2 separate regions of the Mus musculus genome follow, and region 2 is linked to region 1. The links are chromatin loops, found by intact Hi-C in ENCODE. Cell type or tissue: left cerebral cortex. All regions are shown on one strand. Links, peaks and the distances in the headings refer to the core of each region. The heading gives the core; the rest is flanking DNA.

Region 1 (15,309 bases), core at 7,029-9,528:
CCAATGCTGTATCCCTTGAAAACTCTTTCCTGGGATCTCCAGGAGGCAGATTCCCTTCCACTGTAACACCTGCAAGGACGCTGAGAAGCCATCCAGATACGTCAAGGTGTTTTACACTCAACAGGCTCATTCTGTCAGGGGCATACCCTTACACTGTGTGTGCAGCAAAGTAGAGCTGCTCCAGGGGATTCCAGAAAGGGATCAAGGGTAGGAGGGGGAGGGGGAGCTTGCACGGCAGAGGATGGGAAGGACCGCACTAATGTGCTCTTACGTGGATAAAGCATGGCTGTCATTCTCATGGGCTCACTGAGGGTGTGGTTAGCTCTACAAGATCAGTCCGAATTGCAGCAGGCAGCACCAACTGGACTCGGTGGATTAGCAAGAGGATAGACCCGTAAACATAAGAGATGAATAAAGTGGGGAGGGTGAGAGGAAGACGTGTTGGGGGGCGTGTCCATGAGGAATGGGAAGAGGAAGTTGGGGTGGATGTGATCCATGTATTGTCAAAGAATAAATAAAAGATTTTTTTTTTTGTACTGAAGGCAATACTAGAAGAGTCTATGCTACTGTCTTCTTGTCCTCTACCCACACCCATCCACTCTTGCCCAGTGTCTATCACCCTGGGAAGACCTGGAACACTGCCCAAGAATCAGTTAGCATTCAGTCCCTGCTTCCATGTGTACTAAGCTTGGGTTCCATTTTCATCTCTGAACCGTAGGAGACAAGCTTGCCTCTTAAACCACTTTCTATCTATTGGTTAGGCCCACTTTGAGGAAGGCTTTTGTCATTTGCAACTGAAGTGGCTTTAGCAGTCACTAGTCCACCTATGGCAGCTGCTCCCTCAGGTGCCCTGTGTTTTCCCCTCTTCCCAGCATTTGCCCAGACAAAACCTGCTGGGAGCCTCAGAGCTCAGATGGAAAAGCAGCCAGTCATAACGACTGTGACCTTCTAGCTGACCAGTCTATTCCCAGCCTGCAGAGTGAGGTCCTTCACACTAGATGCAATCAAAGCGAACCCTGCTACCTCTCTTCCAGAAAATGAAAGCAGTCGAGAGAAGAAGAAAAAATAAAAAATAAAAAAAAAAAAACCTTTCATTTCTGACATGATCTAAATGCAATTATAGCTCAGTAGATCCATGAGAAAATTGACAAGAGCCAATCCTTTGCACAAGGCATGCTCTGATTTCATGCCATCAAATTATTTTTAAAGGGCATTAATATCACAAGCTGATGACTTTTAGCCCTGAGCAAATGATGCATTTTAATGTCTCTTTACACACAGCTCTGGGCCCAAGTGAAGCTGTCTTCTGCAAAGCTTGAGCAAACATTTACATTTCAAAACTCAACAGAAGGGTTGTTGTTGAGCTTTTTCCCCCTTCCATTTTTTTCATATATGCCCAGGCAAGATAAATCATATTTCACATGTTAAGCGGTGTGTAGCATTTTGCTCCTAACCCCTAGCATACCTTTAGGAGGTAGCTGCACCTGGGTTTCAAGCTTGAAACCTGAAGATTGATTTTGAAAGGGAGAGAGAAAGGCAGTGGCGCCTTCCAACAACAGTCTGTTTGCAACTCACTGTGAACTGGCCATGTGTTAGCAGCCTCCTTTCTTCTTTAGCAGACCTGTGGTACCTTGGGCTGGGTGTGGGTGCAAGCAGGGTCCTCAAAGAGGGATAGCCAGTGGTTATCACTTACATTTCAAGTCACAGCTGATGTTGGATAAAGTTAGAATCAATCAGAGGGGAAGGACCCCTGCTTCATTATATTAAACTCAAGTTGATGTGAAAGACCCACAATGTGAGGACTCCCCCACATTCTGACTCAGGAGAGACGACACCCCAAATCACTCACGAGAATTGGTCTTGATGCAAACTGCAAGAGGTTTATTTGGGAAAGACCAGTGCACTGGGGACAACTCATGTCCCACGCAGGGGTAGAGGAGTTGACAATGAACTCAAGGGGTAAGGGGTTTATATAAACACACAAACCACAAACACCTGGAATTGGGCTATAAAGGCAAAAACCGCAAACACCTGACATCCTGGAACAATGGGGCTATTTTGGACACAGGTCTAGGGGCTTAAATAATTTTTTACTCTCTGTCAGGATCTTTTAGATGGAGATCCAGTAAAAATTGGAGTTCTTGGACATGCTGTTGAGATTCTACGTGATTTAACTCGTCTTAATGTCAAATCCAGGTGGACCAATCTTCAAACCTCTCTCAGATGTAGCAGTTTCAACACACAAACTCTGCCGTCAGAAAGGCATAGATTCAGATCCCAGTTTAGCCATGTCATACCAGTAAAATCTCTGCAAGCTGTTCAACCTCTTGCCTTATACAATGAGCTATTATCAAGAGTGAGATGGATAACCCTTATTATTTTGTAGTAAGTGCCCCTGCCTCACTGGATCTACATGTTAAGGACTGCTGGTTCTTGACGCCCTTCCTAAACAGAGCAACTAAGCTACAACACCATTCACACTGCTCAGGCCTCCTCTCCCCTGAAGACTGTGAACCCCTAGTGTGTCTCACACGTGCTTCCAAAGGAGCATTTCAGTCAAACACTCACAATCAGGATAATCATAGAATGAATATGCTAGAATAGGGCTCGAGTCATGACTCCACAGCCCTATTTAGTCATGTTCCTTGGTGTCCTTGGGGAATTCTCTCCAGGGACCTACCCTTATCCTTTCCCCAAAGATATTACCAAAAATTTCAATGCTCGTGTCCTTCATATGAAATGGTATGCTACTTATATATTTTTTACACATTACCTGACTCTATTCTTCAAATCATCTCTAGATGACTCAGAATACATAATACATCGAAGATACTACAAAAAATGGTTGCTATGCTATATTATGTAGAGAATAATGACAGGTTCTTGGTTTTTTTTTTCTGAATATTTTCATTCTGGGGTTGGCTGAATCCATGAACACAATGACCAGAACACATTTGGCTATATCTCCATAATGGATGAGTTTCTGGAAATTGAATTATATCTCTCAAAAAAAATTATAGAGTTAGGAACAGGAAATTCTTTTATTGTACAGGATTGTTTAGCTATACTGGGTTTTTGTTTGTTTTTCTGTATGAAGTTAAGAATTGCTCTTTCAAGGTGTGCAAAAAATTATGTTGGATTTTTATGGAAATTTCATTGAATCTCTAGATTGCTTTTGGTAAGATTTTTAATATGTTAATTCTACTGATCCATGAGCAGGGGAGATCTTTCCATCTTCTGATATTTCCTTCAGTTTTATTTCTTCAGAGATTTAAAATTCTTGTCATATAGGTCTTTCACTTGCTTGTTTAGCAGTTTTATTCATAATAGCCAGAAACTGGAAACAACCTAGATGTCCCTCAACTGAAGAATGAATGAAGAAAATGTGGAACACCTAGACAATGGAGTACTACTCAATTATTAAAAACAAAGACTTCATGAAATTTGCAGTCAAATGGATAGGACTTGAGAATATCAACCTGTGTGAGGTAATGCAGACTCAGAAATGTGTACTCACTTTTAGTTAGACATTAGCTATAAAGTGCAAGATAACCATGCTACAATTCACAGACCCAAAGAAACTGGGTAATAAGGAGGGCCCATGCGAGGATGTTTGAATCTCACTCAGAAAGGGAAACAAAATAGTTGTCAGAGGTGGATGGAGAGGAGAAACTGGGTGGGAGAGGGGGTGAGGAGGGGTGTGGGGATGGTGATCAGGTGTAAGGGGAGGGGTGCCAGGGGAGGGGTTGAGAACGGAAGTCAGTGGGCATCTCTGAAAACAGTTGGGAATGTGGGATGGAGGAGGCTACAGGGGTGACCCTAGCTGAGATTCCTACCAGCAAGGGATATAGAGACTGAAGAGACCACCTCCTGTAGTCAGGCAGGACTACCCATGGAAGGAAGGATACATCAACCCACCCACAAAACCTTCAACCCCAAATCTGTCTGCCTGCAAGATGTGCAGGGATAAAGTTAAAGCAGAGACTGAGGGAACAGCCAACTAATGACTGCCCAAGTTAAGACTCACCTCATGGGAGAGTCAACCCCTGACACTATCGATGATGCTCTGCTCTGCTTGCAGACAGGAACCTAGCATAATTGTCATTTGAGAGGCGCCACCCAAAAGCCAATAGAAACAGATGTGGAGTCCCACAGCCAAACATCAGGTGGAGCTCAGGAAGCCTTGTGGAAGAGTTGGGAAGAAGGGTTGAGGGAGCTGGAGGGATCAAGGACACCACAAGAAGACCTACAGAGTCAGCTAACCTGGGCCCAGGGGTCTGGCTCACAGAAACTGAACCTCCAATCAAAGACCATGCAGGGGCTAGATCTACACACACACACACACACACACACACACACACACACACACACTAACTCATATTTGTGGCAGATGTGTAGCTTGATCTTCATGTGGAAATGAAGCATCCTAACAATTGGGGTGGAGGGCTATCGCTGACTCCGTTGTCTGCCATTGGATCCCCTTCTCCTAACTGGACTGCCTGGTTGGGCCTCAGTGGGAGAGGATGTGCTTGGTCTTGCTGGGACTAGATGTCCCAGGGTGGGGTAGTACTCAAGGGATTTGGGGGTGCGGGTAATAGAGGGAGAGATTTTCAAGGGCAGGACTGGGAGAAGAAGAGGGAGCAGGACTGCAATTGGGATGTAAGGTAAATAAAAATTAATTATGAAAAAAACATAAAAATTACAAATAAAAAGAAATTTTAGAAAGAAATTTTTAAAAAAGAAAAGAAAAAAGAAAATTCACAAATGGGTTGAAATCTCCCAAATTTCTAAATGACACACTCTAAGATGAACATGATTCTTTGTCTCCTTTAAATAGAGGAAATTTGCCATGTCTGTTGACTCCTCCCACTCTGACATCACCACTGATGTCCAAGGTGTATATAGGCAGGAGCCCCACCCTCCCTCACAGAGGAAATCTGTTTTCAGTTCCATGCCCACCTCTCCCTCCCGTGTTAACATAGATGGGAGGGAACTCTGGGGCTAAGGCTTGGCACATGCTCACACTGATACCCAGACTGAAAACAGTCTTGTTACTGAGCTAGGTACGAGCTACCAGGCTAACACAATCTGCTCCCCCTAATGTTCCCTCACCCTGACAGTTCATATCTCCCACAAACGTATTCTTCCCAATAATTATCTTGGGTCTTCTATGGGTATACCAAGGGCCATAGCAAGATTTAATAGTCATGTTATTTCCCTGAAAAACAAACAAACAAACAAAACAAAAACAAAAAAAAAAAACCAAGACACATTTTGCTGGTGTCTATATTGTCAGTGTTTGGGCAATGGCAGACATTGGGTTTAGGGCTGAAGGCTGGCACTGAGGGATCCACAGGGGGGCAGAATGCCTTTCTGCTCCCTCTTCCTTCTCCATCATGAACCCACTGATACAGACACCATGTAGTCTATGCCAAGGTAACCTATGAAAGGAGAGAGAGCCAGGTCACTCAGCTGTGTACCAAGCATGCCCTGTCTTCCTTGCCTCTTTAGAAGCTGTCACAGGCTCTACTTTCTCCTCTGGAACTTCTCCCATTCCTCTTCTCCTCCAAATCCAACATAGGACTCACTTTTTGTGTGGCTCCCCCGGATGCCCTCAGTATCATCAAAGCACAATCTCTAGCTGTGGTTGTTCTAACCGTACCTCAGCAGATGAAAAACACCAATGGGAGCCTGTAGCAGCCCCAGGAGAGGAGGCAAGAAGCTTAGACTATAATTTCCGATGCTGGAGTCAGGCCTGTGCCACCAACCTACATGATTAAACTAACTTATTGCTCTAGGAGTATTCAAAGCCCATGTCCACCAGGGGCTTTGATTATATCTCTTACCCTGAACGTGAGCCCCAGACCAGCAGAACGGAGGACATCCACCAAGGACAGAGAATCAGGTTCCCGTGAGATAAGCTCAAGAAAGTCCAAAGTCTCCCTGCCCCTCACGTAGGATTTGCAGCGAGGCTGCTTTAATGCCCCACTAACCTTGCCTGGCCCCTGACTTTCTTTACAGAATTCTTCAGTCTGAAATAGAGCAATTCCACTGCCTTGAAGCGCTGAAGGTCCCCTACAAATACAAGACACAGAGCTAGGTGTACTCCTGAACTTCCTGTTCTCAGGCCTCCGATGTTCCGCGTCCTGTCATTCTAAAGGTACAATGCTCTTTGTATCTGCCTGGGTTCCAAGATCAGCTCCATCCTTGGACTTCAAGTTTGCCAGAGACAAGTGACCCTCATGTTCTACATCTGCCCCATGGGCTGTCCAAAATGAATCGGGTTCAGACCCTGACTTCTTGCTCTCATACTTGATTATTCTAGAAGTGGACAGAAAAGGGTCCTGGCTAGCGCTGTGAGGAAGGACCAAGGAAGCATCCCCCAGACTCTTGTTCTCTGAGCCTCCACCACATGTTGTATGGAACCTACATGAACTGATAGAAGTGTATAATTTTTTTCCATCCCTAAGAATCCACTGTTTAGTTGGGAAAATGGGGCTTATTTGGTTAGAGCAGTTTCTAGCAGGGGCACATGGAAGGTAATCTGTGAGGGATCATGGAAGGAAGGAGGGCTCAGACACCTCAACTGATCCATACCAAGCAGATGCCTGAGGGGGCTCTGAGTGAGCCCAGCCTTCTTTCTCTGCAATGGAGTTGGGTCAGGGAAGAAACAGAGAGGCAGCTTAGAGATAGATACCTGGACCACACAGACCCAAGTTAATCCCCAGTTCTACTACTTTGAAATGATGTCACCTGCTCCTCTCTTAGCCTTACTCTTGCAATCTGTGAGCTGGGAAGGATAACATCTGAAATAGAGGGCTGACAAGGGTTAAGAGACCACGCCCATCTGTTACATCCTTTGCTATGACAAAACACCCGACAGACAACTTAAGAAAAGGAGGGTTTATTTGGGCTCAAAGTTCAAGGTCGCAGTCTATCACAGCAAGGACAACCTGCAGGCAGGAGCATGGAGCAGCTGGGCAGGCAGCATCTTCAACCAGGTTCCTTTAGGAGATGAAGGCTGCTGCTAAGCCTATGTTTTCCATTTTACTTGGCCTGCGAACCCCAGGCTATGGTATGGAATAGGTCTACATTTAGGGTCTATCCACCACAGCCTAATCTACAAAACCTCTCACACATCTGACATGGTCTTTGTTCTCAAGGTGAGTATATACATCTTGCGAAACCAGCAACCAAGATAAACCCTCCCAATATGGAAGTATCAGATTTATACCTCTGGCCTGGCTGCTCCCTAGAACACGAGTGTATAAGTTCAGGTGCCCACTGGGCTTCTCCAAGTAGAGTTCATATTACTGAAATTCCACCAAAGCTAAAAGAGTGGGAACCCTCCCCATCACCCCACAGTGCTACCCAACAACTATTCCCAATAACATTAGCACCATGCAGCTAAACCTGGGTCATTTTCCATCTCATACTACTGGTATAAACCCACTGGTAGTTAGCCAGCTTAGCTAAGCCCATACCTTACATTCATCCCTCCCTCTCTCCTCTCTCTCTCTCCCCTCTCTCTCTCTCCTCTCTCTCTCTCTCTGTCCTCTCCTTTCTCTCTCCTCTCTCTCCCCTCTCTCTCTCCTCTCTCTCTCCTCTCTCTCCTCTTTCTCCTCTCTCTCCTCTCTTTCTCTCCTCTCTCTCTCCTCTCTCTCCTCTCTCCCTCCTCTCTCCCTCCTCTCTCTCTCCTCTCTCTCTCCTCTCCTCTTCTCTCTCTCTCTCTCTCTCTCTCTCTCTCTCTCTCTCTCTCTCTCTCTCTCTCTCTCTCTCTGCCACCCCAGTCTCTGTGGGCTCTGCAACAGCAACTGTTGGGATACTGTAAGATTGATGACCCACCCCCCCCATGGCCCATGGTGTAAGGAAGGGAACACACACTCTTTCCTTGTATGATCTTCATTCCACTGAGGTCCTCCTGAGCATCGTCCAGATTTGATGTTCTGTCTCCACTCTGCGTATGACTTGCTGGCATACCCTAGTTTGCCTTTTTCCTTTGCGTCTTAAGGAAAGGGTCAACATTCACAGGGTGACGAAGCTCCTTTTTAAAGGGGAGGGAGTATTTATTATCTCTAAGGTCTTCCCTCCTCCTGAGTCACACAAGTGTCTCCTTTTCATTGTGAATTTCCTTACAAGCCAGAAGAAAAAGCCAGAAACCCAGCACAGAGAAGGAACAGAAACCCTTTGGTGCCCCCTTGTGCTCACATCTAGCCAGCCAGCAGAGAAAGGCCTTGGAGAAATGAATGCTTGTTTTGAACTCTGGAACCTAGAAGGCAGCTCTCAGACTCTGCCAAGGAGAGTCTGAAGTACTAGGTGCCAGTCTTAAGGACAGATACAGACCCACCCCCTGCAGAGAAGGATTTCTGGTTAAAATCCTTACTCTTCAATTTCTCTAAGTCTTAGATTTCCACTGGTTAAAATGGGTTCTTGCCCGACCATCCCACTGCAGTGTGGCAGAATAGAGTGAAAGACATAAGGACCTTTGGATGCTTTAGAAAAAGGAAAGAAAAACAGAAACATCTATTATAAAGGTGTGCTGACACAGGCCTGCATTGCCAGCAGCTGGGAGGCTGAGGGAGGAGGACGGCAAGCTTGAGGCCAGTCAGGGATGCACCAGGAAAACCTGTCTCAGGAGAGGCAAAAAAAAAAAAAAAGAAAAGAAAAAAAAGTTAAAAGGAGAGTTAGAGGAGGAGAGAAGGAGGAGAGAGGATAAGGAGGAGAAAGGGGGAGAGGAAAGAGAAAGGAAAGAGAAAGGAAAGGAGGGAAGGAGAGAGCATGAGGAGGGGAAGAAGGGAGGGAGAGACTAAGGGAGTTAGAGACGGGATCTTGGTTGTGTCTGTAATTGCTTCTGCCCTGATTCCTTGCCTAGTCATCCAAACTTGTGTAATCACAGAATGAGTCAGGCAAGATGGCAGCAAGGATACATTTGAGATACTTTGTATCTGACAAGGAGGCCCCCATATGTCACTCATTGTCGTACCAAAAAAAATGTACTGGAGAAAATGTCAATGACAAAATGCTGCAAGTGGTGAGGCAGAATGGTGGGGGTGTTGGCATCCCCCATCCCCCACTCCCACCCCTACCCCCAACCCCAACCCAGGGGAACTGGAAGGCAGAGGCTGGGAACTGCACTGCAAAGGGAGAGGAGCTGGGTTGGAAGTCGAGGGTCTAGGATTAAGAGAATTAGTCCTAATCTTGCCTTTATAGCCCTGAACCTATTACAGCATCCGTGAATGAATGAGTTAACAGGGGAGCTGGCGGCCTTTAGTTTCAGTAAATGTTTGCAGTCCTGGCACTTCCCACTCAGATGCAGCTTGTTTGCCATCTTCACCCCAGCCTGGGGACCTTGCCCCTGTCCCCTGTGAGTCTTGGCTCTTCTCTGTTATTAGGCAGAGTATAAAACTGAACATGGATAATTCTATCAGGTAGTTCGTAGGCATCACCACAAGACCAATTATGTAAAGACTTCTATGGGGTTCCAGCCACGTACTAAGAATCAGTCTTTTTAAAGGTCCTGGCTCATTCTGTGTGCTTGGGGTGAAGAAGGGGGGGGGCTCTGATCTGAGCTGCCCTTTGCCCAGACAGCATGGATTATGTACTATGTATGAACAAAGCCAAAGAAAGCTTCAGTGTTGTTGCCCACAGATTCTCAGGCCCAGCCAAAAAGAACTGGGATGTGAAGCCCAGAGTATTAGAGTGCCCTGTTCTCACCTTCACAGACACCTGGCTTGTTAGTAGCCGAAAAGGGAGTTGGACCCCAAGGAGTTAGATACACCTTGGCCAGGGTGAGCAACGAAGACATTTAGGAGCCGACTCTTATCCAATGCCATGCCATTAGCACATATTTCAAAGTGGCTTTTCCAGTGCAGGCTCACCTGGAGGAGGCAGGGGCTGGGTGGAGATATCTACCTTTCAAAATACCGGGCTTTTGACTCAAGCAGTCAGACATTCAAGAGCCTGCTGCCTTGCATACAGAACCCACTATTCATTTTAAATTATGTTTTCAAAAGCCACTCTTATATTTCATACACAGCACACGAACCTAAATTCAATCTGCCACATTGTAAGTTCTTGCTTTTAATTTAAGGCCTCCAGGCTTCAACTAATTTAAGGGACAATCTGGTGATGAAAAGAAGACCATATTCTTAACAAAAACGTCGTTAGCATAAGGCAATGCTTCCCAAATTTCAATACAAATTGAGACTTCCTGAATTTTACCTATGCCTTGGGATCCTTTAAGCTAGGCATCTGAGCATGGAAAAGAATACAGTTTTTCCTCTGATAATGAGACCTGACTGTGCCCATCTCATCCGGTCTCCACCAAGCCCTTTGTACATTTAACGTCTCTGTGCTCTTAACCATTGCATAGATGCCTTTGAAACCACAGAATAAACATGAGCTCCATCCTTCACGTTGCCATGTTCAAAGAGTGATCTGACCGTGGTCCTGCCAGCTCTGGGACATTGCAGCACACATCAGTTTCATCAACCAGCTCCAAGCAGAGATCAGAAGTCCCACCCAGCTCAGTGTGCCAGTAGGTTAGCTGTGACAGACAGGAGCATCTGCAGACCAGAGCTTTGTGTCTGGTGGCTCTGTGTTTCAAGGCTCATTGCAGACAGGACTGGCTGATGAGCATCGGGAACTGGAGGCCCTGGCTCAAAGTGAAAAAGGGTAGATTGGCATCTATCTTTACGACATCAGTGCATCTGAGCAGGTGCTCTGAGATCCACACTGTGGTGCCCTATAGTGGTCATGGCCGAAGTAAGTTGCGGCCCCTGGCACTGATTTTTCAATACCTTATCTCTGGGATCTGTTGCAAAAACAGATTCAGCCATTCACTTGTAGAATGGCTTGTTTTTAAAAACCTAACTCCCACATTCTTCACACCCTTCACCTCCATCCTTAAAGAGTGCTTGTAGCCTTTCGCACATCCACTTTGGCACCTCTGTGGCTATTGATCTTGTTCATCTCACGTTTAGGCAGTCATGATGGTAAGATTTTATGGGCATAACTTTTGACACCAGGAGAGGACACAATCTCACGGCAAACCACCTGATATTCTGGCTCTTACAGTCTCTCTGCCCTCTCTTCTGCCATGCTCTCTGAGCCTTAGGTTCAAGAGCTGCTTTGTAGATGTAGCCACTAGGACTGGGATCCACAACTCTGTATTTGATTGGTTACAGTTTTCTGTAATGGTCTCCATCTGTTGCCAACAGAAGTTTCCTTGATGAGGGGTGAAGACTACATTTATCTGCTCATATAAAGATAAATGTTTTGAATGTTGTCAGGGATTGTGCTGGTTTCGTCAGGTGGTGGTTGTAGGTTCTTCTCCAAGCTCCCATGATTTCACCGGCCCTGGGAAGCTGACAGATTTCCAGTACCAGGCACAGGTTCCCTCTTGTTGAGTGGGTCTTAAGTCCAATTAAAGAGCTGTTGGTTACTGCCAGGCTCTGCATGCCACTAAGGAACCCTTAGCCTTATCACGCCGTGGTGCTGATCATTGTGGTTTGTAGATAAGATAGCTGGGTAGGACTGTTGCTTGCTTCCCTCCTTTAGAAACTTGCACATTGCCTTCTGGTAGCATGGAAGCCAGTCCTCTTCCTTAATCAAAGAACTACAGGCAACTAAGGAATGCTGAGAGTGGGGAAAAGATAGTCTTCCCCAGGGGAGAACGTAACAATTGGTCATCCAATAACAAGTAGTCAGCCCTGAAAACGCGCATACTAGTAACGTTATAGGGACTGAAAAGGATATTTTAGGAATATATGTGTTTGTGCATTGACACAGTTGGGGGAGGGGCTGTAAGTTTGAAAAAGTGCACAGAGGGAGGGGCACATGAAAGGCTTCGGAGGGAGAAAGTGGGAGGAGAAATGATGATGTAACTATATTATAACCTCAAAAATAAAAGAAATGAAAAAGTAGCCCTTGCAGCATAATGGACATATGGTAAATGTTGCTGAAAAATTCCAAATGAGTAGGTGTGCAACCCTTCACAGAAAAGCTAACCCCAGGAGGCAGGGGGTCTGCAAGTCCACACCTGCTCCCGTAAGAATGTTTTGTAGGAACATTCCACTTGTAGTGTATACTTAGTCTGAAACAATTCTCAATTCCCTAAAGAGAAAAGAAAACCGAAGCTCTTCCTGATGGGAGACTTGGGGATTTCTTCAAGGAACTCCCATCCTTTGATGCAAAAGGAAGTGGGAAAGCCGAGACTTACTGGGTCTTCCCTCTCCAAGTCTCCAGCAAATGGGCTTCAGCAGTGTCCTGGTTTCATTCCTATTGCTGGGATAAAAAACACCCTAACCAGAAGCAGGTTAGGGAAGAAAGGGTCTGGTTGCTCACAGTCCTAGGTTATAATCCATTAGTCCAGGCAGTCACAGCAGGATTAAATCATCAGAGCATCAGTCAAGAGCAGAGAGAACAAACACACGGACCTTGCTTCTGCTTCTGCTCAGATTGTGTTCTTCATTCTTACACGGTGCAGGATACAGCCCAGGAAATGGTACCACTTGCATTCAAGGTAAATCCTCCTACCTCCACTAACAATCTGGATAGTCCCCCACAGACATGTCCACAGGCCGGCTTAACTAGATAACTCCTCACCCTTCTTGAGTGATTCTAAATTTTAGCACGCTGACAATTTAAAAAAAAAAACCATCTGACTAGGAGAAGTGAATTATCAAGACTGGGCAAGGCTGGACTGCAAGTAACTTATCCAATGCTCAGCCCTGCAGACCACCCTTCAGCCCTGCAGACCACCCTGCAGCCCTGCAGACCACCCTTCAGGCCCAGCCTAATCTGCCATCCCACACCAGTATCCTTGATCCCTGGGACCTACAGATTCCAAAGGAAACCGCTCCTAATCTCTTCCAGGGCTATAACGCCATGAAGCCTTCCCTCAACAACCCTCCAGAAAGCTGGAGAGATGCAGTAAGTTCATAGGGAAACTGAGGCACACTGAGCATTTGAAAGGGGGGCAAGGGGGAAACTACCCCCAGATTGGCCTGTGCATCAAAGTAGAGAGTTGGGTGGGAGATGAAGGAAGGGACTGGTGGTGGTTCAGGGCAGTGGTCAGTGACAATGATTCTGGAAATTACGTGGCGGTGTAAAACCCACCCACCCAGCAGCAGTTTCCACCTAACTGACACTAGACCAATGAGAACAGGATGCCTCTTCATGAATGACTAGCTGTGTGGAGTAGAAATATCCTATGAGCTCCACAAAGCTATCTCCTTCCCTGACTGGTGTTTCCTCAGATAAAGCAGAATTACTGTGCATTTTGATGTGAGGAAGGCTCTGGGTATGGATACAGAAAAGGAGCCTGTCACCCTTGGTGCTCCCCAGTCATTCACTTTGATTGGAGCCTCTTCTGGGAGCACCTCCACATACTAGCTCCTTAGCAAGCCTGCTTGGGGAAATGCTGGCATAGAGTAGCACTCTGTTCCCCAGGGTCCATTTAGTAATATCCAGAGACATTTGAGGTTACTACAACTGAGGATGTGGTGCTAACATTTAATGAATAGAGGCCGTGGACACTGTTAAGTAACTCTCCAAGTCCAAAACAGCCCTCCCTTCAAGAACTGTTGATCAATACATTGATATGGCAAGGATGAGAAAGTCTTGACTTTCTCTAGTTCTCTGGTCTCCATCTCTGGTAACCACTCCAGCTTCGTCTCCTCCAGCTGACCCTCATACTATCTTCAAACATATAATAAAGCCTTCTTCCATAGCCCAGCCAGTCCACAGTGCAATGCTAACATCCCTAAGATCACTCTTTCTTAACTTTCTAAGACCTGTCTACTCATCCAGTCTGTCTAGCTTTCCTCTTCTCGTTCTCAGTGAACACAGCTGTTGTCCACCAAGCAATGGTCCTCAGCTCTCTTCTGTTGCTAGATCTCATCTTTCTCTAGAGAGTCACACTCCTCACACCCACAGGACCCAGTGGTGGCAAGTGCTCTGGAGAAGAAGGATACAGGAGAATTGAAGATGGTTCTTTTAGTCAGGTATCTACTGAGAGTTTGCTGAGTACCAACCACAAGAACAGTAAACTCTTAGAAAGGCCCAAAATGGCTTCTGACACGAATGCTGAGAGCAAGAGATCCCAGGGCAAAAGGCTATGACTGGAAGCTAGGATCTAGCCAGACTTTCGGCAGTTTAGGCAACTGACTCTTAGACTAGCAGGGTTCAGGGTAGAGGCAAAGACAAGCTATGGAGGGGGCATGATACAGTGTTCCAGGCAGTGTGAATACTGTGCCCCCCCCCCGACACACACACACACCCAAGGATACAGAAAAGAGATGGGCACTCAGAGCTGGGAATGCCAGGCCAGCAAGGCATGGAAGGCTGAGATCCAGGTTTCAAAGGAGCATACTAGGAGGTCTTGGGAAGAAGGTTAGAAATGTAGGAAGAAGCTCGGGTTCTGATGTAGGGTAAGATCAACAGTGAATGGGGATGAGTCAAACAAGGAAACAGTATTAGAAAAAAGATGCCACAACTTTCAGAATGAATTGAAATATGCCACGGTGGCACAGGTCTTCCTGGCAAGGGGGCCATCGCTATACCCGTAAAGTAAACGTAGGAGATCTTAGTAATGATTAAGGCTGAAAGCCACACATAATAAAAATGCCCTCAAAAATCACTTCAGTAATTATGAAAGTCAGCGTCGTAATGTCTCCTAGTGAGCCAGCCCAGCCCACATTTAATAGAATACCAGCTTTGATGGAAATATGTTCACTGATCTAGGCTACTAGCTAATCTTCAGATATTGGATTCCCTACTGGTGCATTCCTGTGGCCACAGAGATGTACTTGGCATGGAATGGTAGGTCCCACCTTGTATCTCAAGTACACTTCAGGCAAACTCTCCTACTCAGCTGCCATGACACAATACCAAGACCTGGGGCGGGGGTGGAGGAGTAGTTCAGACAACAGACATTTGTTCTTTGACCATCCTGAAAGTTGAAATTCCAAGGTGTAGTCAGGGACTTTTCTTCCTGAAGCCTTTCCTTGCCATTCAAATGCCCATCTTCTCACTGAAGCATATGGTCTCTCCCCCATGCAAGGAAGTGTTGACTTTTCTAGGGTCGCTTCACACATTACAGACAAGAGCTATTTCAAGGCACAGCATCCTGAGGGAGTGGCAGGTATGGAAGTCTAAGGCTCAAATTCAGAGAACCAGGCTTCAAAGTCAGGAAGCAGGGCTTTCCAGGCCTCTGTGGATGGCTTTCTGGGAAAGGGGCAGGACTTTCACTCAAGAGGGAACAGAGACACATGGATACTGGAATTGACTGCAGTGTGCCTCCATCCT
Region 2 (15,309 bases), core at 5,664-8,163, 240 kb before region 1:
ATAACTAGGCAAACTGCCAGGAGACATGGTTTCTTGCATACTGTCAAATAAGTATCTTTTGACCTAACAGGCTAAAATCCTTGGAGCATTTTGGATAATAGAATAAATGAAAATAAATTGGAATAATTCATGAACAAATAGCACTTCTTCCTTCTCATAAGCTGTATGCATCCATGCACACATATAAAATGTGAGAGAAATGCATGTAAGTGTGTCTAAATATAGCAGCGGATCTCATATATATGAAGATCGCATCACAGACAACCTCATCTGAAGTGGCACCTGACATCCCCAGACTATCATTCGGTTCCTCCGTGCCCCACAGCTCCTTTAGGGTCAGTGTGACTTCCATGTATACCCATCTTCTCTGTAAGACTGTGACTTTTCTGAGGTGAAAAAGGTCTCAGCCCATGCCACATGACATGGCCCGTGCCAAGCACGTAGCCTCACACATGGAAGGCACGATTCAAGGTCCCTTGGATGGATGATAAATGCATGACAATACAGAGATGAGATGGTAAACATCTCATAGGGAGAAGTAGAGATAACAGAGGAGAGGAAGCAGTTACATCCAGAGACTGCAGTTAGCAAAGCCTCCACATGGCAGTAGGGCTGTAAATGCTGGGCTTAGGATACGGTGAGTATCTTGATACATCTTAATGGCCTTTGCTTGCTTTCTTGCTCCCCTTACTTCAAGTCTCTTTAACTTCTAGTGGATAAAAATGAATAGAGAATTGGATAGGGAGAAAAGACCCGAGAGTGGCAAACAGCTGAGAGGCAGGCTGTACTAGCTGTGGAACAGAGGGCCAACCATGCATTGGGTGCTATGCATGGGGATCCTTCTCAGAGAAGGAAATAAAGCATGGAATAGACTAGAAGGACAAGAAGAAAACAGCCATACCCTGGTGTGGTCCTTGTGAGTTAAGGGGGATGTTTTATAAAAGGAAAAGGGTGGTACATTGTATATAAAGAACACAGTACAGTGTAATAGAGAAGCATGCATACATGCAAATCTGTCACTGTATGGTACAAGAGCAGGAAAGGGCATAGCTGGCCTTTGGCACACTCTTGGTTGCCTACCCATATCTACTGTCTTCATTTTCATGTCTGCTGATGCTCCCAGAGGCTCACGCAAGCCGCAGACAACACAACACCAGTAACAAATGTCACTGTCATTCTCCTTTCTCTCCATCATTCATCCATTCCTGTCTTCTGCTAGATCTGGCATGAGATAAAGTGACTAAAACAGCAACAGTTTCTACTGTCATTCAATTGAGAGCCCGCTTCACCGACCACCTTCCAGGATCATCTATACTGGAACTACGGAGCCAGCCCAGACCCTAGGCAAGGTTGCCAAAGAATTTTGAAGTGAGGGGCTTCCTAGCCTGTTCATACACCATACCCTGTATGAGACAAAATTCCCAGGCTCAGAAACTGTAGCCTCTTTGCATCTAAGAATCCTCTTAACTTTTCCCATGTTTAAATTCACTGTATCCCATTGTCCCATGCTTACTCTAGGGGAAGGGGCTTAAGGCTCTACCTAGAGTCTGACGGCCATGTTGGAGATGTCATCTGACGGACAGAGCAATGAATAGTGATACACCTTTTACTGGTGGAAGACAATCCGGATGCCAGAGTTGCTAAACACCTTTGTAAAATGCCCATTGCACCAGAGCCCAGTGGAAACACAGAAGACTGCAGGTCTGACTCATTGCCTTTACCTGGCCACTCTAGTCAGCTCAGCTCAGAAAGGCAGGCGGGAAGCCCCAGGGGATTCCTGTCCTCTGAAAGGATAATGCATAATCTGCAAATTCATAAATCACTGAGACACCCTCGCCTGTGAGCCCAGTCAGTGGAGTGAGAACATTTAATGCCTGTAAAATTTTACTCAGAAGGAAAATTACTTTAGTTCATTAAACCTTCCTGAAAGCTTGATTCCTTTAAATTCCTGTCCTCTTCTTCCCCTCCCTCCCATTCTCTTTCCTTTCTTCCTTCCTTTTATCTTTCCTCTATTCCTTTCTTTCTTCCTTCATGTCTTTCTATGTCTTCCCTTCCTTCTCAATTAAATGGGATAACTGCACCCCTTTAAAGAGCGCATCAGGATTCTGTATGCTTTCACACAGAATGTGCTGATCCATCCAGGTAATGAACATTTTCATCTCTTTACATTTCTTTGTATTTGGAGCCTTTTAACTAAAGGAACTATTGGCTCAGAACAAGAATGAGGTGCTCAGAAGTGAACAGACAGGACAGGCAGGGGCAGTGTCATGAATCTGTAATGATGAGTTACTCAGAAGGCTAAGATGGAGGATCACAAATTCAGGGTCAGCTTGGGCTTCTAGTGAGTACAGCACAACCTGGACAGATTAGTGAGGTCCTATCTTACAATAAAGAATTTTAAAGGGGTGACAAGGTCCACTGCTCATTGGAAGAACATTTCAAAAGCCCTTAATTCAGTTTATAATACCACAGGGGAATAGGGTGTAGTGTAAACTATACCACCCTGCCCTTGCCCCAACAAGAGAGTTCTTCTCTCCTTGCTAATTAGAACAGGGACCTGCTGGTTTTCTTTACCAAGAGCAATTAGCCATGGAATGCAAATGAGATGCTGAACATAAACTTCTTCAGGAATGCTTGCAAGCATGTACTTTAAGTCTCAGCATAACTGTATCTCAGCATCTCCTCCCACAAGGGGGAGCCTCAACCTCCAGGGAATAGAAACAAATCTTTATCCAGATCCCAAACTGACTTCACTGTACAAGATTGTCTTGGTTCTCACTTCAAGTGCAGAATGAAATAAATGGTGATGTTGCCTACCGTGAGTTTGGAATCTAGTCAGGAGGATAGATAACTAATTACCACAAAGAGATTGCAATGTCATCACTACAAAGATGATGTGTGACATTTTGAAAAACTGTGAGGCCCTCTGCCTAGTTCATTCAGGTGGTAACAATTGCTGGAACTTAATAGAAAACCTCCATGTGATGCTTGGATCATTCTTCATCATATACACTGCAAAAGGAACGCTGAGATTTCTGAAATGCACCACAGTCCACTGGCACCCCCATTTCTAGGCTACATCATTTGTCAGTCCTTCATTAACCCACTCCATATGGGATTCAGCAAAGAAGAAATTGAGGCATCTTCTTTGCCCTCAGGAAGTTTATATTCTAACTGAGAAGATAAGTAAGCAGCAAATGACAGCAGTCAGAAAGTAAAGACTACCAAGAAAGAGGAAGGATCGTGCAAGCAAGGCACACGACACTGGTGACATACGGAATGGTCCTGAAGGCACAAAGCAGCAAAAGCAAATAGAAGTCCAGACAAGAGTTTGATAGCAAACTGGCATTTTCTTAAACTTCTCAATGAGGTAAGAGATGATGCTACTGATGTGTATCCCTGATGATAAACACTACAGACAGATAAATAAGTCAGTGCAAAGGTCCTGAGGCAGGAGGCTGCTCGGAAGATTCAAGGATGATTACAGAAGCTGGGGAGGTGCAAGGAATAGTCCTATGGGATGAGTTCAACAAAGGAACAGGAGGTCGAGTTCTCATTGAACCTACGGAACCACTACAAGGACTTTAGTTCTTACTCTAAGTCAAACCAGAAGATACTAGAAATATAAAGTGGAGATTTAAATTCTAATGTGATGTTCTAGCTGCTGTGCAAAAAGACAGTGGGGGAAACAAAGGTGAATTTGGAGCCAAGCGTAACCACCCAGGTGGAACACGATGTGGGCTGAGCCTTAGAAACGGCACGGAGGGAAGGGAACGAACGAGGAGAGGCTGGGTCAGAATATACTTGAGGACAAAGCCAAAAAATCTTCACTGAGAACTGGATTAACAAGGTATAATTAAGAGAGTTTAGCCAAAGAAAACATCAGCATCTGAGCTTGAGACACTGGAAGCAGGGAACTGCTGTGTAAGATGAGGACCCTAGGAGACTTGGAAGGAAAGATCAGGTTAGCATTGAGCAGTACCTTCGAGATGCTCTAGAGATGCTGCAAAGAAAAAAAAAAAAGAAAAAAAAGAAAAAAAATCACACATTAAGCTGGATGTCTGAGTTTAGAGCTCAGTGTGGCCAGGCTGGCCTGAAAACATCACTTGGAGATGTCAGGGATCATCAGACAGTGTTAAGAAAGATGAGATCAGACTCAGGCATGGATATTGACAATATGAGGCTTCAAAGTTGAAATAATTCAGCAAGATAACCACTCTTGACTGAACTCTCAAATTGGCCCAGGGTGTCTGCATCTTAGGGGAACACAACGGTGTTTACTGTAAGAAGACTCTTAGAAACCAGGTACACAGATGCCTTTTTGCTGAAGCCACGTTGTATGTGTCTGTGACCCCTCTGACTGTCTGGAGGGAGCTGTAAGAAACAGTCATTGGGATGCAGACAGAAAAGGCTTTGCCTCAGCTGATGTACCTCTTCACCAAAAGGGAAGATTATACAACTGCTGAACTCCAACTTGCCAACCCAAGAACCAACTGAGCCCAACTTCCATGTAGCACCCAATGACAGGCTGTCTACAGATCATGCCTCCTAAACCAGAGAGGCAGCAACAGCTCATGGGAACTGCTTTCCCTCCTACGTCAACTGTAGCAGAACTGAAACTTTTCATCCCCAATGCTCTTCCCACTGTCATGGTGCCCCACATAGCATGGCTTCCAACAAGGAGCTCATGGCACCACAGAGGAGTCTGTGGAGTTTGCTGGCAATACCTAGACCTGACCACTAGAAGGCCTGATGCCAAGGTTTGAAGGTTTCTGAAGACACAGTGGCAACACAGCCAGGAGCCCAAACCTGCATGAGATTATGATGTTAATCCTCTTAGAGGTTTGAAAATCAAGAGTCAAGAACAGGGTTACTGATCTCATCATTAGCACTACTAGCCATCATACAATATTTTCTTCATGCCCCCCCCAAACTCTAAGCTTTGTTGGTAGAAGACATCACCATGAGACAAAGCATCTATTGCATCATACTGGAGATTGCAGTCTTTATCCATCTGTCTCATCTCCCGCTACTCAGAGGCAAAGAAGAGGTTACCGACTAGCCGGGTGATCTGTTCCTGTTACCAAGGGGAAATGGATGCTATTGTACAATGAACCCAAGGAGAATGATGTTCAAAGCCTCTAATTGGTATCATCCTCTAATCAATTTCAAGTCCTCTTATTATTTTCAAGTCCTGAAGTAAAAGTTAATGGGAGACTACAGTAATAAAAGAAAACTATTAAGAACTCAGACCCTTCAGGAATGGGGTTTTGGATTATAAGATCGTGCTACCAGCTTGAAACGCTGAACACCTGAGGCACTGGCTAAGGGCAAAGGAAACACAAAATTGGATGAAGAAAAGAGTTAAGCTGGCTCACCAACTGTGACTTCATGGCCAGTGGTGGAAATCAATATCACAGCCACTATGCAAATTTTCCTTCTTTGTTTTATAAGAAAATGGGTGGATAGGTAGATAGATAGATAAAAAGATGATGTAGATAGATAGATAGATAGATAGATAGATAGATAGATAGATAGATAGATAGATAGAAGATAATGGATAGATGATAGATAATAGATAGGTGATATGTAAAAGATAGATAGATGATAGATAATAGATAGATATAGATGATGAATAATAGATAGATGATATATACATGATAGATAGATAGATAGATAGATAGATAGATAGATAGATAGATTAGATAGACTCCATAAATGTTCTCTCTTCTCTATGTATTCTTTGTTTTACTCAGAGAATGTGGTAGTTAACATCACAACTATTTTAATGCACAGAGTAACCACAAAGGATTGTGACAGTTCTGCAAAAGTAATTAATATCACCCAGAGAAGCCACAGCAACTAATGGGACTTCATGTATCACTTCCTTAGAAGACACTGAAAGCAACCTTCTGGTCTAAAGAACCATTAGGCCAAAGCCCAACAGCCCATCGGAACAGGGGGTTGAAAGGGATGCTCCCTGTAGTCAACTTTGCAGACTGTTAATGGTCTCTCTTGGCTTTCTCTCAGCCCCACCCTGCCTTGCACAGGAATCGAACCTCCAGTCTTATTCAGCCCAGTAAAGCATCAGTGTGGCTGGTGGTAGGAAGCCATTCCCTCCATGTGTCTACTTTCTGGAGATAACACAGCCCTGATAAAGAAGATGTGGAAGAGGCTCCTAGCTTCCTCTCAGGCACTTCAGCATACATGGTAGAAGCCTGGGTAGGGAGATCCTGAGTGGGAAAAACTGTCAACTTTCAGCCCTTCTTCTTCTGTTCTTCTCCATGGGCTCGTAGAGAGGACCTGACCTTGCTGGGATACAGAGTAAAATAAACACTAGTGTTCTAGCATAAGAGTGACTTGGAAGGTGAGACTAGCTCATGTGCCAGCAGAATCAATATTAAGGGGCACACCAACATTTGCTGAGTACTTACTAAGTTCTCTCTCCATGTTTGGTACTTTTCAGACACTGAAAGGCATATTCACAGAACTAGTAGGTGATAGACACCATGTTCTGTACACCTGAGAGAGACTTACCTATGTCTCCAACATTAAGGGAAGGGAGACCATATAGAAGTTACTAGGCATTAGTCATCCTTAAAGCAGGCTGATGTTTAGAAAATGCTTTACAGAATTTGGTAGCTGGGGGAAAAGGCAAATGACAGATTAAGGAAATGGTGTTGTTGAAACAAGGAGCTTGTGACAAATGGCTGCTGAGTGGTAGGGGGTTGTCCCAGCTTTGTGTAACAAGCCATTAAAAGTGAATTAAAAATCCATTCGCTGTCATTTCCCCCAAGGGGCTTTGAAAATGAGAGAGAGATGGCCATTGCTTAGAAATGATGTAGGTAGCAGGCAACCCAGCAACAGGGGTGGGGACCAAAGAACCCCAGATCTCTGTGCCAATTCCTGTACTCTCAGAGGCTAGCACTCCAGAACCAGGGTCAGCAGCTTAAAGGGGACACCTTAACTGGCAATCTGAGCTCACCCCTTCCTAACCTTCTATTACTCCACCCATGTCCACTTTCATGGACTTTGATGCACCACGCTGAGATCAAGACCACGGGCTCAGTGAAGTCCATGAATAACCATCAAGGTAAAGAGAAATACCAGCAGCCTGTTTATCTGGGTGGGAAGCAGGGTGTGGGGGGTGGGAGGGAGGAGAGCAAATGCCTTAAACCATATAATCTTGCTGTGAACTCCAGACTCAACAACTTACTCTCTGAACCTGCCTTACTGAGCCCCCAGCAGCCTGATCTTGCAAGTCAATATATATCCCTCCCTCAATTATGCTAACTGTGAGGAGTATATGAAAGCTGTCTCACCACCAGGCACATAGCACACTGAATGGAAAAAAAAAATGATGACATAGGAACAAAAATTGTTGCTGGGTATATGGTTAAGAAGAAGGTTTATTATAGATATGACAGAGAACACAGCCAGGGGGCTCTGGATGGATCTAGACTTAACCAGGCTAGCAGAAAGAACCAGGAGAGGAGTATGAGAGAATGGAAGGGTTGGGGGAGAGTCAGAGAGCAAAGAGAGAGGAACCAGGAGCAAAGAGACCGGAGCAAGTGAGAAACCCAAGAGAAGAGAGGAACCAAGAGATCACCTCACCAAAATGGCTGAGTTATACAGGAAAGAGGAGTAGGGAAAAAAGCTCAGGGGCTGAGAAGTTCAGTGAAGAGGGTGTGGGGAACCCCAGTGGGGTATGCCAGCCAGGATGACTCTGTAAAAGGTGCTTATGATGCTGAGAATTATGATGCTGAGTAGAATGGCCAGCATCTACTTTGATATGTTAAATAGGCATCCCAGTTAGCCATTTGTCTTGAGTTTGAGACCTAACACATATCAGCATATAGTATAACCTATACCATGTGTTGCTCTAAGCCACAAAGGTGATCTGCTCTCTGGGGAGTGGTGGGGAGAGGGAGGGATGCCATGTCCCCAAGAAGGAGCATTTCACCTCTTTAGTGACAACAGGCTGGACCTCACACAATGCTGAGCAGCCTTGCTGGCTTCTTGCTCACGAAGAGATGAGAGCTTAGGATTCCCACACAGGATTCTCATTTTGTGTTCCCTCATGGTGATGAGTTCTGCACTAAGAAGTTAACAGGTCCAAGCAAGTCCATGGCTACTGCTGTGCCATTTTTGATCCTGCCATTCATCTGTTTGCATGGATCCTGCCCCCCAAACATTTACTACCCTTCCTTCTCACTTCTTAAAAAAGCAGTGTTTCTCCCCAGGTCTCAGGAGTACTCAACCAAATGGTTTTTTTTTCGGGGGATCAACTGTTACCCAGGTTACAGGGAGCCACTGTCCCTGGATGCTTTGTGAAGGATCATAAGATCCTCGGGGCAAACATCACATCTCCTTTATTTGCTATTAGATCGCCAGCCTCTGAGATTGCCCAGCCTCTCATGGGTCCTCTGCAAACAAAGTAAAGAAAACAAGCAATGCTCACCAGCTGTGATTCCGCCATCAATCAAGCCAACTTCACATTCAACCCTGTAGACCACTATAGACTCTCTGGCCAATGGCCATGGTGACCGCTGGAGATGGGCCTGCTGATCTCTATGCTAGAAATGAGGACTTAGATGGTCTCTTGCCATGACAGTCAGCACAGTATGGGTCACCTGAGGCTAGAGGCTCACTGTCTCAAGCAAGAACCACAAGAATCCTGAAAGCTCTCTAAAAAGTAACTTGCTGTTTAATGACTCGGATGGAGCAGAGGCTGTCTTTTTTGAGGACTTTTTAGGACAGATGGCACTTTGTCTATTCATCTTAATAGAAGATTAAAGACCAGAAATTTAGAAGTAAGAAATCAAGGGAAGAATAAACAAGAAGGCTAGAGGGTTTATGGTCCTTGGCTGTGATTGTCTATGGACCCTAGAGCTTTGAACAGTATGCAATGTTCCCAGCCTTACGTAAGACAAACCATGGGAGTGGACTGAAGCCAGATAATAATGGTTTTAAAGACTGAACATATATATTTCTAATGCTGCTGTAACAAATGATCACACATTTAAAACCATCCAAATGTCCCATGTACTTTTATGGAGGTTAGAATTCCAGAATATGCTGAAGTAGCAGAGCCACACCCCTGCTTACTTCTGGATGACCTAGAGAAGAATCCATTGCCCTTGCATTTACAGCTTCAAAAGGCTGTCCCTCATTTCTTGAACATTTTCTCTTCCATCTTCACTGTCCATGATGACCGTTCAAGACTTTCTCATATGTCATCACCCTGACTCTTCTGTCTCCCACTTCTCCACTCAAGGATGCCTGCAGCTGCACTGGGCCCTGCCTGATAGTATAACATAACCATTCCATTTCAGCTCCATTTGGTAAATGGTGGGGAGGCGTCTAAAGAGAAGCTAAGGAGATTAAACAAGGATAGAGAGGGTGGGCCACGGAAGGTAAATTGAATGAAATCTGCTGAGCATGCTACTATAATGGTCTAATCATAGATTATAAGAGGTCTTAACTGAGGCAATATCTATAGTGAATGAAATAAAGGAAAAGAGGGGAAGAGAAAAAAATCCCTGTGAGAGTAGTGGCTAAAACGTGCACCTGGGGATCAACAGAGGAAGTGCTTCTGAGCTTTCTAGAAGCCAATGCTTCATCATAATTAGGGAGTCAGACTTGAACTTGAGCTCCAAAATACAGAAGGCTCTTATGAGTCTCTGTAGCCCCCATTTCATACTTCGAGGTAGCTGCGAGAACTGTTATTCCCTGCAGCTCTGCAGTTTCCCTAGCTTGGAAGCTGCTCAGGCCTCACCTCTCCTCAGCTCTGTCCTGCTCCCAACCACAAGTCAGCCATCTCCACAGACATGCTTGCTGTTAGACAGCTCTCTTCTCTGGACTTGCTGGCATCTCCTTTCCTGGAGTAACATTATTTTTGCCTTTGCAGGTCTTGTGAGAGCTTCACAAACTTCCAGTCTGGATCTCACCTTGCTCTGAGTCTCTGTTCTTCCCACTTTGGCAGGGATTTTGGCCATAAGGGCATCATCCCAAGACTGGGCAGCTAAAGGACCATCCCACTCACATTGGAACACAGAGTATCATAGAGATCTCAGTCTGTCTAGGTTCTTAGACCAGCACTTAGATACCATGTACCTCAGAAGGAAGAACATCCATTCAACTGCTGAAGTGTTTTAAAATCCCTTACATTAGAGGAAGACAAATTTAGTGTCATCATAGGCAGTGCTAGATCTTGTGAAGACCTGTCCTTTTCCATCTCCTATGGAAGCCAGCATTCTGCTAGCTGCCAGGCCAAGAAACTTATCTAGACTGCTAAAATAATGTAGGCCTGAGCCTTGTCTTTATATAACTCCTAAAAGAGAGGAGGAACCTCAAGCAGCTTAGAGCATGAGATTTAGTAGCCCTCTCTCGTGTAGACTAGGACACATAATCTATCTGTATTGATTCACTATCATATATTTGATCCTATCTCCTTGTCCTTTCCTTCTCCAAGAATCCATGGTCACAGTCCTGAGAATCTATCTTCTACAAAATATCTCTGAAGAAATAGGTTCTTCATGTATCTTAGCTACAGCAAGAGCTCATACCAGGGATACTTAAGAAGAAGAAGAAAAGAGAGAAAACAAAATCAGGCCTTCCTTCATGTTGACACAGGGTTCCGACCAACTCCCTCTATGATGCAAAGCTCACAAGGTGTGCTTCAAATTACAGACACCTCAGATCTAAGAGCGCATCTCAGATCTATTCCGCACCACTAGGTGCGGAAGCAGAGGAGAGGACAGGTCAAAATCCTGCTTCGGAGGAAGGAGACGATCAGATGTGGAGACAAAATGAAGGGCTAAGTTCAAAGGGAAACAATGACACTGAGCCTTGTGCCAGGCTGACAGAGTACCCCCCAAGGAATTCAGGACATCTTCCCTTCACCTTGAGAATAAGTGACCTTTGTTTAGGTTACTTCACTCAAACAAGCTTGGACATCTACTATGTACCCAGCTTGGCTCCAAAGCTTTGATAGGTTAGACATGTTTCTTCCTTCACAGAGACCCTCTGCCATGTGAAGGATGGACAGGTAAGAAGTAGGTCGGTTGGTGATATCCAAACCCATGCTTTATTTTCCCCCACCAAAGGCTCTTACTGTACTAAAAATCATTAGCAATTCCTCCAAACCTTGAGGTTCAGTGCTACCTCCTATGCCAAAACAGAAGAGAAAAGAAAGGCCTAAGAGCACTGTCTCTGCCTGGTAACGCCTGATCGTCCTGGGTGAATGTAGGAGACCTCATGGCAGAGCTCTGCTGTGTTGGAAGGGCATCTACAATGAACCGCTTGCTTTAGAACCCTGGGACCTCTCTGCCTCACAGAGGCATGGTGGCAGCAGATTTGATCTTCACCTGTTCAGGTTTCCTTGGCTTTACCAATATGCACATAGAAGACAAACAACATCACCCCACTTGACCCCAAAAATGTGTACATAGGCACATCTCCACACCACACACTGCCTGCCAGTACCCAGACATCCTCTGTTCCCGCAGTAACACAATCCTCATCACCCTAACCCACACTGATCGTGACATCTGTGGCTCACCATATTCCCTGGTGTCTCCCATCCTATGCCCCTATCCTTTGGGGGGGGGGGGGGTGGCACATACTTTATTACCATTCTAAGAGTTTCCAGTACACTAAGAAAATAGAAAGAACTTTATTAGTAGTAAGGTATCTTATAAATTTGACCTCAACACATCTTGTACTGGGAGCGGGTAGTAGGAACATCCTTCCCTTTGAAACCAGATGACATCTTTGTGGCTGCCTCAATAAAGAGTATAGGGAGGCATTAAAATCTAAAAGAGTACAATAGAAGACCAGAGAGTACCACCAATGCTGTAAAGCCACAGGGGAAATATTAAGGGCATCTGTACTCTTGATATTGCTATTTAAGTCACAAGATCAAGACGGAGTTCAAGTCATTAACTTCGAACATTTTCTGTCAAGCTACCTAATAAATTGTTCTTTTTATTTCAGCCCTACTCATGTTCCTGTCACACTGGAAAAATTGCCCCCAACCTTTTAAGCCCCAAATTAAAATTACTTCTTCCAACAAGACCATCCCACTTCTTGTCAGAGATTCTCTTGTTCCTTTGTGTGAGAATCAGGGTACTCTAACACTGTAACTTCCTCTCGCAGTATAACATAAATGTGTATTTTCTCACAATATCCTGAGATATCTGACAGAAGTTTTGAGTTTCTTGATTTTTTTCCATTGGTAAATAAACAAATATAACCCTGTCTGGTAATAATGGATGTCTACAAACATTTGCTTATATGTAAACATGCATAAGATTCTAGCTAATAATAATAATAATAATAATAATAATAATAATAATAATAATAATAGTGGCAGTAAGCTAGAAGTCACCGATTATCTCATTTAAACCTGCAGCTGTCTGATGATGTGTGACATCGCTACTCCCTTTTCTTTCAGGTATGAAACAGAACCTAAAAGAATTAAGTAAGGAAAATCTCATGATATGTAAATAGCAACTCATAATATATTCTTGCTTCAAACGATCAGACTGATTCTTCCCACGGTTTCAAATTTCACCTCCTTCTTGATTAGAAGCTATCAATTAACTCCACATTTTCAGCACCAATGAAGTTACCATGGCAGCTGAGGTACCTGCGAGAACTTCACCTGGAATCTCAAGGCCAACTTCAAAGTGAACCCAACAAAATCCTCAAGGACCACAGATTCAAACTCAAGGCAACATCCTATTCTAAACACAGCACTTAAGGAAGACACAAGAAACCATGGCCTAGGCAACCTCAGCTCCCTGGGGAGGAGGGCCCTGACATTTCGGGCTCCCTGCCTGCTTTTCCATGCTTCTAAAACCTGAATCCCTTGGGGTTGGAATCATAGTTTCTTCTTCCTCCTGACTACCTAACCTGACAGGCCTGGAGGGGGCTAGTTTTTCTCCTAAATTTAGAGCTTTGACTCAAAAGAGTAGGCTCCACATGAGTAGGGGGTGGATATGGGACACACCTGCTGTCCACTCTCCAGTGTACTGATGTGGGGAGTATGGGGTGCAATTCAGTGCCAAGAAAAAACCTAAGCCCAAAATTACCAAAGGAGTAGTCAAGCAGCAAGCATTTTCAAGGGATTTAAAATGTGCCAACATTTTTTAGGTGCTGCCGATATAAAGGAGGAGCTGTGGGGCACTTACTCAGAGAGGTGAACAAACATGAGAATGTGGGCAGGTGAAGGAGAGTCAGGAAGAGAAAGAGACAGTGGGTGCAGAGAGATATGTATGAGAGGAAAATAAGTAGATATGTAGATAGGTGGATTGATGATAGTTCAATAGAGTAGATGGATAGATAGATAGATAGATAGATAGATAACAGAGAAATGGATGACAAACAAGCAGATGGCTTAGAAGAATGCTGTGGTAAGCATCCCTTGATATAGTTTATGAACCACTTCAGAAATAAATCTTTTTCTAAATTATGTTTAAATGCAGATTCTAGTTGCCACTGCTCATGAATTGATTGAAGGTACTGGAGGCCTGGCTAGCTAAGCAATCTGCATTCTATAAGCCAACAAGAAGTACAGTACTTTGAAATTATCAAGTCAGAGTCTTGCAGATCCACAAATCTTAACTATAACAAGTGTGTTCCCCTAGCTGTCTTACCAATCACATCTCTATCAATAATTATCCCAAAGCTACTAACCTTTCCAGTTTTCACTAATTTTATCCCCAGCTTTGGTGTATATTTCTACACAGACACTAAATTCAGATTTAGTTTTATTTCCTTTTGTTTTAAGCATATCACCCAAAGCAACTGTGTAAACAACAACCAGTGAAAAGCATCGTCTCTTGAGCTGTGAACACCTGACTGACTAAGGCAGACTGATATCGTGATGGCTCCTGAATCACAACTTGGAAGCCAGGGTTGTTCAATGTTCAAACCTCAGTAAAATTCCAAATGAACACTCATCATTGGTCAAGGTGAGAACTATCACTACATCACACTGGTGGGTATCAAAGGCATCTTGAGTTAGGCTCTTTCTGTAGATGACAAGAGCCTCAGAGACCAACATAAGCCAGAGAGTATAGGGATGCATGGATTCGAGTCCATACAGGCAAGAGGTCATATAGGATTCAAAGATAAGGCAACCATTGTGACTTTGGATGGGACAATCACAGGGACTGGAGTTGAAGGCCCAGCTTTCTGCAGTTTGAGAGAAAACTTTACCTTCATCTACCATCCAGGTCAACAGGGAAATCCTTGGGTGCTGCCTATATGTAGCAGATGGCTTGCTCACCAGGGTATTGTGCTAACTCCCAATCTCCTAGACCCAGAAAGAGATTCCCTGTAGACTTCATTTAGATCAGATGCTCATTGCTGGCTAGATAAGAATGGGCTGAAAGAATAGGTCCTGTTTATATCTAAGCACAGTAACATAAATACATGGGGTGGAGGAAGACATAGGACAGCCATGTGTGGACAACCAATACAGTAGACATCCTAAGTGTCCATGAACACACAAGTGAAACTGTGTAAACACTGTGTATATGTCCGGGTAGACAGAGCAACCTAAATTCTCCAAATATGCTGAATTACTCAAGATAGTACAACAGATGCCCTAATCAATGAAATGAAAAATGTCAATGGAAACAGGAAGGGGAGGCACCAAGGGTATTATGGACTGGAAAGCTCAAGGCAAGCTTTAGGGGGTAGAAAGAACCTCACAGAGTGCAAGACTTAGCATGAAGAATGGCGTGGGCATCGGGGTCAAGCAGAGCTGGGTTCCACAGGCAAGATGCCCATCATCTTCAGTGCCCTTTTGTCTGCCCTTGCTTCCTCCTTCAAAGGAAGAAGGAAAGAAAGAGAAGAAGTGGAGGAAGGAAAAGTCCTGAGCGCTGCTGCTGGAAGCTGCACACAGACAGGGTGAGCATAGCCCCTCACCTAGAAGCCACACTTTACTTACTGAAGAGGAAACTCCTGGTACAGAGCAATTCTTCCCCTTGGCTAGGTCTTGCCTGGAGCATGCTTGGAAATGTGGACCCTTCAAAGTTCTGCCCACCTGATTTCAGGGAGCTGAAGATACTGAGGCTAGCTGAAGTTCAAGACAGAGCCAACTTATTTTGGGCTTGTGAAGCAGGATACATGCTACTCCACAACAGAGATAGAGCTAAGCACACAAGGACCTTAAAGTCTGGGCAAGAAGGCAGCTGTGTGCCTAGGCTAGAGCCCAGGTCTTGCCTCTAACTCTGGCAGCTGTGTTCTCTGCAACTGGGCCTGGGCCACGTGTCGTTCCTCAAGGCTCTACTAAGG

The links. Peaks named below come from ENCODE experiments on the same cell type or tissue, not always from the same donor. Only the 100,000 strongest peaks of a DNase experiment are listed, where the experiment ranks them.
Region 2: it touches region 1 in a loop (4-fold over the local background); 5 of 42 quality-filtered maps call a loop at or near these places.

What each region holds. Positions count from the first base shown.
Region 1 is chr19:48,137,225-48,152,533 of GRCm38, reverse strand. No RefSeq gene overlaps it. Among named protein-coding and RNA genes, the nearest start is that of Sorcs3, 61 kb to the left of the region's middle. In left cerebral cortex, for the core only: a CTCF peak has its summit at 8,201 (motif pointing left); DNase peaks (open chromatin) are centred at 8,191 and 8,903.
Region 2 is chr19:48,379,121-48,394,429 of GRCm38, reverse strand. All of the region lies in intron 1 of Sorcs3 (sortilin-related VPS10 domain containing receptor 3), which reads right to left. Among named protein-coding and RNA genes, the nearest start is that of Sorcs3, 180 kb to the right of the region's middle. In left cerebral cortex, for the core only: no CTCF peak of the experiment used is centred there; no DNase peak of the experiment used is centred there.